Linked DNA regions of Homo sapiens: region 2 is linked to region 1. A link is a loop called in an ENCODE intact Hi-C map of the cell type or tissue named here. Cell type or tissue: endothelial cell of umbilical vein. All regions are shown on one strand. Each heading gives the region's core, and the rest is flanking DNA. Links, peaks and the distances in the headings are about the cores only. Region 1 overlaps IPO11 (importin 11). Region 2 overlaps IPO11 (importin 11).

Region 1 (5,386 bases), core at 59-5,058:
TTTTATCTAATTCTCAATACCCCCCACTACCACTACATGCCAGACTCACTGAAAAAAAAAAAAGGATGGTGACAGTAACTATCCCCTAGTTCCTCAATTAAAAGTAAGATTAAGCTTGAAAAAGAAAAAAAAAAGAGTCAGCCAAATAAAACAGGCACAGGCTCAAGAAAGAAAACATTAAGGGAGAATTTGCCACCCTACATAACCACATATTTTGAAATTGTGTCAGATTTTTCTGAAGTATTTTATAGTGGCCGGGCATAGTGGCTCATGCCTGTAATCCCAGCTACTCAGGAGGCTGAGACAGGAGGATTGCTTGAGCCCAGGAGCTTGAGGTTGCAGTGAGCTATGAGTGTACCATTGAACTCTAGCTTGGGAGACAAAACCCTGTCTGTAAAAAATAAAAACAGTATTTTTTTTAATAATGGTAGCAAAGGGGCAAAACTGTTCTTTTTTTTTTTTCAGGCATTGCTTCTGTTACCAGAATATCTCTTTGCAGAATTCTACCACTTGCATACACACAATGCAAATCACAGTAGACATATTCAACATAAAATCCTCCCCACTCACCTACAAAACAAAGAATAAAAAGTACCAAAGAACATCTCTGAATACTATACCAAAGGTTGTTACTGTGACAAGACTGAATAAAAGGAAGCATTTAAACATGGTGGACTCAAAGTCATTAAAAAAAAATTCTATTCTGTTCCATAAAATCATCTCCTTTTCTATTTATCATTTGACTCTAAAAATGTGTTAGAAAGTTCAGTAATTCAGTAATTCCACTCTATTTCACCTTAAGCAACTTTCAATTTTGAAATTTTCATCTCTACTTCTCACAAAAATAAGTAAGATTTATAGATATTAATGGCAAAGTTAGATCTCGATCTATTAATTAATTCTTCCCTCTTTCTGTCCCTAGAAAGTAATACTTAATATGAGAGAACTACAGGCTAAAATATCTCAAATCTGAAAACCCGAAGTATTTGCTTCAAAATCCTTAACTTTGAGTACCAGCACGATGCTCAAGGGAAATGCTCACTAGAGTGTTTCAATTTTCAGATTTTCACATTTGAGATGTTCAACGTAAGTATAATGTAAATATTACAAAATCTGAAAAAAATCTGAAACATTTCTGTTCCCAAGCATTGCAGATAAGAAGTACTTAACCTGTACTTTAAGGACTACAGATACGAAAAGCACATAAGATGCCTGGCACACAGCAGGTATTGCTAAATGAAGGCATATAGCATTTGAGACAGAAATTTAAAAAGAAACAATAGTATGGAAATTTAAAAACAAAAACCTAATAGTCAAGGACATCAGGCATCTCTTAAAGTTCTAATTCAAGACTCTCTAGCTAGCCTACGAAAGGTCTCTACACAAATGGCTGGAATGAAGAAGCAACGGCACTATCTTTCGACAAACAGCCTCTCCTTAACCAAACTTTAGTGAGGCTTTTCTGAATCTTTGTCCTAACTAGGCTTCTACTTTTGGACTTCCAAAATGTCTGTTCTTTGCGTCACCCAATTTTAGCAAGAAATCTTGCTATGTTGGTTTAGCCAGAATCCCCTATCCTTGACATTGATATCATCAATATCTCATCAGGTTGCTTTCGGCAAGAATCCTATTAGGTCAGTTTGGCCAGGAACCCCCTCTCATCCCTGATGATTCTTTTTAGTAATTTTCCATCCTCTCAACCCCCCATCCCCCCAACCTCCCACCCTTTCCATCCCTGCTCCTTGGCAATAAATTCCCACTTTTCCTTGTATTCAGAGTTGAGCACAATTTCTCTCCCCTACTGCAAAACCCCACTGCAGTAGTCCCATCTGAATAAAGTCTGTCTTATCATCCTTTACAAGTGTTTGAAAAGTTTTTCTTTAACACCTTTCAGCCCTTTACCTTTCAGTAAAAGCAGGGAGAGAGATAAAGAAAGAAGAAACAACAGGAATAAAGAAGAAACCACAGGAAGTAACCATTGCCAACTAATATATTCACAAGCCCTGTATACCTCCTATCTGCTCCAGAAAACACCAACTGATACATGCTTACAGAAGGCTCAGCTGGAAAAGAGTAAGTAATAAAGCAACCAAGTAGGAGAAATAAAAATATTTTTTTCTACATGTGATTCTAAAAATGTGGAGGGGGGAAGGAATATTCAGTGAGACAATATGCAAATAAACTGTTTAATGAAACATGTTAGGTACTAGTTCATGAAACCCCCAAATACTTAACATTTTCTATTTCTAAACCAGAAGAAACAGTGCCACCTACTGACTGTTTAGTGGCTGTAACTGAGAAGCCCAAAGCCTTGACTCCAAAGTATCAAAAGCTAACCATTACACACTAAGTATTTTAGCATTTCAAATATTCTTAAACTTTTTTAGCCTCAGAATTGTTGTCTTCATAATTTTCCCTTAAGAAACATTAGCACCAAAAAAGTTTTACATCAAAGTTCATGTATTAAATAATTCATCACGAATACTGAGACAAAAAATATTCGCTATAGATGCCCAAATCTGCTTAGCCTGAACCTAATCAGCAAGGTATATTAATCAACAAATGTAGGAGGCAGAGCATCCTACAAGACAACTAATCTAGTTTTTTTTTAACAAGTCAATGGCATTTTTAAGGGGGAGAGGGAGGAAGTCAATACTATTCAAAATTAAAAGATTTGTAAGACATGTCAAATGCACCTTATTCATTTTTCTGGCTCAAGCCACTTGTAAAAATGTGTTTGAGAACAATCTAGAAAACTGGATAAAAGTATTAAATGATATTAAATTACTTTTTACTTCTTCAGGATGATAAAAGTTAAATACTTAAAAAATAAATCTATCTTTTCACAGATAAATGTTGAAGAATTTAGTTAAAAAAATATTTAAATTCCTTTAAAATAGCTCAAAAAAAGTCAGAAAGCAAAAACAGCAAAATGTTGACTATTAGATCTAGGTAATAGTTACATGGCAGTTAATATTTTTCTTTACTTTTCCATGTTTTTAAAATGTATTTTCAATTTTAAAAACACCTGTATTCTTAACAATAACTAAAAAGGTTATTTTAGTAATAATCCGTTTTTTTGTTAATAAGGCTTAAGTAGGCCAGGTGAGGTGGCTCAGGCCTGTAATCCCAGCACTTTGGGAGGCCAAGGCTGGCAGACCATAAGCTCAGGAGTTCGTGACCAGCCTGGCCAATATGGTGAAACCCCTGCCTCTACTAAAAATACAAAATTAACCAGGCATGGTGGCACACGCCTGTAGTCCCAGCTACTTGGGAGGCTGAGGCAGAAGAACTGCTTGAACCCGGGAGGCAGAGATTGCAGTGAACCAAGATTGCACCACTGCACTCCAGCCTGGGTAACAGAGCAAGACTCCGTCTCAAAAAAAAAAAGGCTTAAGTATAAATTCGCTTCCACTTACCTATGACATAAATATATATTAAATTACCAAAATGTATCAAGCCAGAAGCTTTAGTAGGTACAAGATCTATCTCAAAAGCAATTTCCAGCCAAACTGCTGATGTCTCTCAACTAATATTTATTTATTTATTTATTTATTTTTGAGACAGAGTCTCAAAAATGTCAATGAAGGAATGTCAATGAAGGACATTCCTAAAGACCTATAGCATTTGTTACTTACATGCTTTTTAAAGTAAAATCTAATTTTCATTTTGTTTTCAAACCTGCCAGTGATATAGCTCAGGCCCAGGAGGGACACTGTGGCCCATCTTTCAGTTCCCTAAGTCTCTTATCCTAGCAACAGCCTTACGCCTCTCTTCAGCCACTTAATGCCTACACACTGTTCTCATGTATCCAAAATATCAACTCAGTAAGGAGGAGGAACAAAAAAAAAAGAGTAAAACTACTCTACTCCCTGGGTGGGCCCTTACCTTTCCACAGCTCTATCTCAGGCATCCCGTGAAGTGATTGCATAGAGTAAGAATCCAAATATTTGTCAGATAAATAGATGGATGGGTAAGGTATAAATCAGCACTGTTTCAAAAGCAACTTTTAGATACTTGGGGGATAGTTTTGGAATTTTCATTCTTATTCCAGGCCCTTAACTAGGACTCAGACAAGAGGCTTTATGAATCAATACAGGAAGAGTACGCACCATGCTATATTCAAAATCTCTTCTGTTCAGCGCACAGCTCTTTTCTTTTGAACCAAGTCTGTCACCTTGAGTCTCCTCCACTAAAGTAACTTCCCACCAAAAAGTTCTTTTTCACCTTGATACTAATATAAGCCTAGACACACACATGCACAGGCTCAAATCCCCACAGGTTCACAGCACAAATGACCCTTTAAGAGAGTCACTCTTTAAATAATGCACTTAAAAAGCCAATATAGGCGGGGCGCAGTGGCTCATGCCTGTAATCCTAACACTTCGGGAGGTCAAGGCGGGCAGATCATTTGAGGTCAGAAGTTTGAGACCAGCCTGGCCAATGTGGCAAAACCCTGTCCCTACTAAAAGTACAAAAATTAGCCGGGCATAGCGGCATGCACCTGTAATCCCAGCTACTCAGGAGGCTGAGGCAGGACAATCACTTAAACCTGGCAGGTAGAAGTTGCAGTGAGCTGAGATTGCACCACTGCACTCCAGCCTGGGTGACACAGCAAGACTCAATCCCCAGGGGGAAAAAAAGCCACTATAAAATTACACAGAGCAAGAGATAAGAAACAGAATCAACATGGCATTTAATGTACAATTAAAATCAACAAAACAAAAGTGAAAATAAGATCTATTAAACCTATTTGATGACTTGCTCACAAAGGCATTTATCTTTTTTTTTTTTTTTTTTTGAGACAGAGTCTCGCTCTGTCGCCCAGGCTGGAGTGCAGTGGCGCGATCTCAGCTCACTGCAAGCTCCGCCTCCCCGATTCACGCCATTCTCCTGCCTCAGCCTCCCGAGTAGCTGGGACTACAGGCGCCCACCACCACGCCCAGCTAATTTTTGTATTTTTAGTAGAGACAGGGTTTCACCGTGTTAGCCAGGATGGTCTCGATCTCCTGACCTCGTGATCCGCCCTCCTCGGCCTCCCAAAGGGCTGGGATTACAGGCGTGAGCCACCGCGCCCGGCCGGCATTTATCTTTTAAATAAATTTTACAGCACTGTAAATATCTTACAGGCTGGAGCTACACCATGGAAGTGGCGCCTTGGCATTCTCAAATTTAGCATTCATAATTTCAATTATTTGGAAATTTCCCCTAAGGACCACATCATGAAGTCTTAAGCTGACAAGGAGTAAGTCTGCAAGTCTCTGCTATGAGGGTGAGTGATCTATCTTACACTAACCAACCCATCTCAAAGCAGCTATGCAGTTCTCCTTTGTGTAGAAAATATAGTAATTCATCACGATGACCTTCTGAAGTATTGTAACTTGAC
Region 2 (5,386 bases), core at 172-5,171, 170 kb before region 1:
AGGACATCTGTGTGGCAGTAGGGAAAATTGGAATATGAACTGTTTATTAGATGTTATTGCATTATTGTGAATTTTCTTAGATGTATAATGGCATTAGTGGATATGTAGAGGAATGGCATCCTCAGATGTCTGCTAAAGTATTTGGAGATAAAGGGTTTATAATAATAAACTTTTGTAGTGTTTGTACTTTCAAATGGTTAGCGAAAGTACATGTGTGTATATGTTAAGTATATTTATATACAGATACACATATATAAAGAGAGTAAATATGGCAAAATGTCAACAGTTTGGTAAATCTAGATGATGGGTATATTGGGGTTCATTATACTATTTTTTTCATGCCTCTGCAGATTTTTTTCTTTTCTAAAGTTAGGAGAAGAAAGTATTTTGGTTTTCATGACATGCATCTTACCTTCACTAGCTCTTCAACTTTTAAATTTCTATACAATAGGCTTATGACTTGGAGAAGAAGAAAAGACAACAACCCTTAGTAGGTGAGCCTTATGTTTTAATTCATGGAATTAGAGATTAGTCGTGAGGCTACAAAGATCCAATATTTTCAAAACCTGATGATTTTTTATGTTAGAGTGACTCCAAATTGATGCGAGTCTGGAGTCAGGGAGTTACCCAGTTCCAGTATAGTGCCACTGACGCTTAAGTAGCCTCACCAAACCATGCCATTAGGGAGCAGTTTTTAAATAACTATCAAATTATACAGTGACAGCATCATTTTATTTCATACACAATCTCCTTCCCCTGCAGGCCAACTGCTTTAGAATGTGCACTTCCATTGGAACCCCTATTTTCTTACAGCATGTCGGCAAGTCTGTGTTCCTAATCAACTGTGAAATTTCATGAAGGTGGGTACTCTGTTCTAATCTCAGAATGTGGTACAGCATTATGGCATGAAACAGAACTCAATAAACACTAACTGAATAAAGAAATGGGTAAAATAAAGATTAAAGCGAGGATTTTTCAAGAAAAATTGTATCTTTTTAAAAATTGTATGCAATAATGTGGATTCTCTAAAATGACTAGTAGGAGAGAGAGGAGGGACCAACTTATAAGGAAGCTTTCAAATGTTATTGTTAGTCACATGGGCCTTTGTGAGAGGGTTGGGAGAAGTCTCTGGAATAGAAAATAAATAGAAAAGGAATATGTTTTTGGAGTATAAATGATCATTACCTTGTTTCAGGAGCCACAGTTCACCCAGAGGCCAGAGGCCTGGCTGAGTTGTTTGTCCTAAACTTAATATATTTGCTATATAGTTCTGTTAATGAATAGAATTCTGTAAACCAATAATTACACTTTATGTCTTAATTGAGCACTTAGAAATTCAAGATACATGAATTATTTTTCTGAGCTATTTACCAAGCCTATTTAAACTTGTGAGTTTTAAAAATGAAGCAAACTCTTTCCCTGAGATAAGCTTTTTACTTCTTTTGCAAGGTAGCTATTTCAGTAATATTTGGTATGGCACTATAATGAAATCTGTCAGGAATTAGAAGGATGAGTACTTTACTATAACTGAAAAATGAGCATGTTTGAGAATTTCTGATAACACTAATGAGTTAGTGTTTCAAATGAAAATAATTAAGTCAACAAAAAGAAATTCTTCTTGGATCAGTCTTCAGGACTGAGTAATACTGATAAAGAAATATCACTTGAAAGGAGCTTTTTGTCTTTAAATGAAGATAAATTAAAAGGGTAACTAGGATTTGCCACCTGCAATACTGATACCTACTAGCACAGAATCAAAGCTAGAGTATAAAAGAAAATTCTCTATAAGTCACTGGGCAATTTTTAAGAACTCATTTTTTGGGGGGAGCAAGAAAAGTAGTCAGACAAATCAGTCCAAGGTGAGGTATCTTTGGAAAATTTAATTTGGACCATATTTTCTTCCTCTTTCTGAAAACATCAAATATCCCCATACAGTTTGGGTTCCACAGCTTACAAAGGGGCAGTGGGTTTCCCGCAGTTACATACTGTACCCAACTTTCTATAGAAAGATAAAACATTTTCCAACCTTGCTTTTGAGTATTTCCTAAAAAATGCTTTAAAGTTTCCTTACAATAAATGGCAAGTAAAACAAAGTAAGGCTTTTTTTTTCTCCTTTTCCCCTTTTTATGTACTGCATGTTCGAGGAATAAGGAAGGAAGACTAGTTCCATCAGAGTACTAGTAATCCTAGTACCCTGGGGATTACTGCTGGATCCTCCCAGGTATACCCCTATTATTGAGGCCCTGATGCACCCCTGCACTGAGGAACCTGAGAAGGGTAAGTACTAAACAGTCTGTCATAGCCACGTGGGACTGTCACAGCACAGGTGGGACTGGGAGTCGCCCAGTTCTTCTCGGTGCTCACAGGAGTAACAAAGGAACTAGGACTAAACCATAACCAGAGGTCTCCCACGTGGTACTACAGTACCACACGTTCACTTTTGTGGCCCTTACAAATGCACATTTATAGACCCAATGTATTTACTGGAAAAAAAAAGAAAAAAATGCCTTTACTAATTTCTGTATCAAATTATTAGAATGAAAATAAAAGCATTTGTCTGATAAAACACACTTTCTATGTTAGATGAAAATAACTCCCTTGCAAGATAAGCTTGGTAATGTGTATTTGTCACTATTTATATATTTTTGCTTAGTACACACATTTCTTTAATAGCATCATCTGAACAGCTTTGTCATTTTTCAAACCTGTAGTTTCATTAGCTTAAAAAAAGGATAAGGCAGCCAAATTTAATGAATTTTGGTTGCAGAAAAACATCTCAGGTATTAACTCTCATCTTCAAATATTAAGAGCACATAATTAAAAGATAAAGTTTCTTCTCTTAACAGGAAACTAAGCAGCTATTGTCATCAAATGTACTTTTACATGTACTTTTTAGTGAAGGGCCCCCTCATAAATATAAAATTAAATTCTTTTGAGGAATAGGTTTGTGATTTTAGTTATGCAGGATTTACATTTATCCTTTACATTTTGTAGTAAAAAATGTGTGGTCTTTGCTTATTTTCATGAAGTGATTTCTTCATCTCAGCAGGCTCTCACATACAAACGGCAGGCTGGGTTACTCAGCTTGTTTCTGAAAGGGGAGGCAGCCACATGTCATGTGCTCTTAGAATCCTTGCAAAAACTCCTGTAGCTGGGTGACAATCTCCGTATCCACTGTTTCCATGAGGGACTGGAAACCTTGTTCTCCTAGCATCTCCTGCTGTGCCTTGAGCTTCTCGTAGATGAACTGCTGCAGTGACACTGTATGAACAGGGTCCTTCAGGGCCAGCTGTGGGATACAGAGAGGAGCAAGACTGTCAAAAAAGCAAAACAAGTCTCTCCTACCTGCAATTTACAAAAGTTCTTTGTAATCTCTTCTACAGTAACAAAATTGCTTCTGCCTCTCTTCTCACACAGATTCTGTACTAATCTCATGGTGGAAAAATCTGTCAAAGAAAATTTCATTCAATTAGTCTTAACTTCAGTTCCCTAGCGCCCCCTGAACATGTTTTCTGATCAGGCATTTCTCAAGAGCTGGGGGACTCATTCATTTAAAGCATCAAAGCCTAGTAGAAAGCATTCTAAAAGAAACAGAACATGCTGAAGAACATTTAAATACAATTGTCCAGCATTCTCCTTAGGAAGATAGGGTAGGGTAGGCCACTGTGGCAACCCAGTGATGCCCTCAGGATCGAGAAAGGAGACAGTGTTTGCCCTACCCTGGATTGCAATACTATTTAAATTCCTGTATATGCTTCTGGCTGAAAAAAAAAAAAAAGGGACTCCTCGTCTCCCACTGGGATATTTGGAAAACAAAAGGAGTGTAATTTCATGAAAAATAACCCAGAAGTCCACTCCTTAAAGATAACAATGACAAAAGAAAATATTTTGGCTTCTTCTATCCCTGTGGTATGCACATACATACATATACATAAAACACACCTGGACCCAGGCTAAGTGCAATGTGTGATATACCCGATTGAATCCTGCAACCAAGAGTGTTACCGGAAAAACTGGTAAAATCTAAATAAAAGTCTGGAGTTTACTTAATAATAATGCACCGATGTTGGTTTCTTAATTTTGATAAATGTACCATGTATATTTGGAAAATGTAGGGCCAGGCTCGGTGGCTCATGCCTGTAATCCCAGCACTTTAGGAGGCTGAGGCAGGCAGATCACAAGGTCAGGAGTTCGAGACCAGCCTGGCCAATATGGTGAAACCCCGTCTCTACTGAAAATACAAAAATTAGCCTGGCGTGGTGGTGCACGCCTGTAGTCCCAGCTACTTGGGAGGCTGAGGCAGGAGAATCGCCTGAATCTGGGATGCGGAGGTTGCAGTGAGCTGAGATCGTGCCATTGCACTCCAGCCTGGGTGACAGAGCGAGACTCCGTCTCGAAAAAAAAAAGAAAAAGAAGAGGAAAGAAAAATGTAACATACAATGTTAACATTAGGAAAAACTGGGTGAGGGGCACATGGGAACTCTTTGTACTATTTTTGTTACTTTCCTGTAAACCTAAAAGTATTCCAAATTAAGAAGATTACTCTAAAAAATGGACTCAGCAATTAGAAAAGTATACCCCTCTGTGGCCATTTGGTATAAGGACAAACCACTCTACAACTGACATCTCATCTTATGTATTAGCTTATATAAGTGTCTAATAATAGAATTTCTAAGCAGCTAGGCCTGTGTTCAATTTTGAGATAAAAGCTGATGTCTCCAAGCTCTGAATGACATTCAAGGTTAGTTTTTCTCAAGTTAATGACTTCATCACAACTAGAATATAGATCGGAAAAATTCCTGGTTTTGTTCTCTTTCCATTACTTCCATATGCTCTTGGCTTCTAAGAAAGTATGTGATCATTTAAGAAGTATTTCCATTGAAATAGTTAAGATAAAATTAGGAACCTTCAGAAGCTTCAGTCATTAGCAAGAGATAATTACCCAGAATTCCTGACTCTGGGGTAACACCAGATAAATGAAGTGTTAATAGCCAGATTCACTTCTAAAGTCTACACATCGGATTTTAATGAGCACGTGGCTCAGTATTGCTTAATTTTAAAATTATTACTCTAAGACAGAATGGTTCTAGTTGAAGTGTGTATCAGCAGTTCCCTCTGTTGGTAATGACAGCCTTTTGACATATGCTTCAACCTATGAAGTAGTCTTCTAAAGTGGTTCAAGATTTTAGTTTCTGTGGGGCTACTTACAAATTTCTTTTTGAGATTTCTATTCCTTGAAACAAAGTTTCCCATTATATTTCACTACATTAATAAGCAATTTCACCCAGCAAGAATTTAGTGAATCAAAATCTTTCATTTTCCTTGTTATGTGGCATATGTCATTATTCACTTTTTAAGCCTATATGCCCAATTATAATTTTTCAGA

The links. A loop is a pair of places that touch in the nucleus more often than their neighbours do. Peaks named below come from ENCODE experiments on the same cell type or tissue, not always from the same donor. Only the 100,000 strongest peaks of a DNase experiment are listed, where the experiment ranks them.
Region 2: it touches region 1 in a loop (2.4-fold over the local background); 15 of 110 quality-filtered maps call a loop at or near these places.

Annotation. Positions count from the first base shown.
Region 1 is chr5:62,457,562-62,462,947 of GRCh38, reverse strand. The region is part of intron 5 of IPO11 (importin 11); the gene reads right to left. Among named protein-coding and RNA genes, the nearest start is that of IPO11, 47 kb to the right of the region's middle. In endothelial cell of umbilical vein, for the core only: a CTCF peak has its summit at 2,272 (motif pointing left); a DNase peak (open chromatin) is centred at 2,147.
Region 2 is chr5:62,625,057-62,630,442 of GRCh38, reverse strand. IPO11 (importin 11) reads right to left here. Exons shown (of 30, transcript NM_016338.5): 30 at 1,861-3,289. The coding sequence ends at 3,125. It overlaps IPO11-LRRC70 (IPO11-LRRC70 readthrough), which reads right to left. Exons shown (of 4, transcript NR_073584.1): 4 at 1,854-3,289. Among named protein-coding and RNA genes, the nearest start is that of LRRC70, 49 kb to the right of the region's middle. In endothelial cell of umbilical vein, for the core only: no CTCF peak of the experiment used is centred there; no DNase peak of the experiment used is centred there.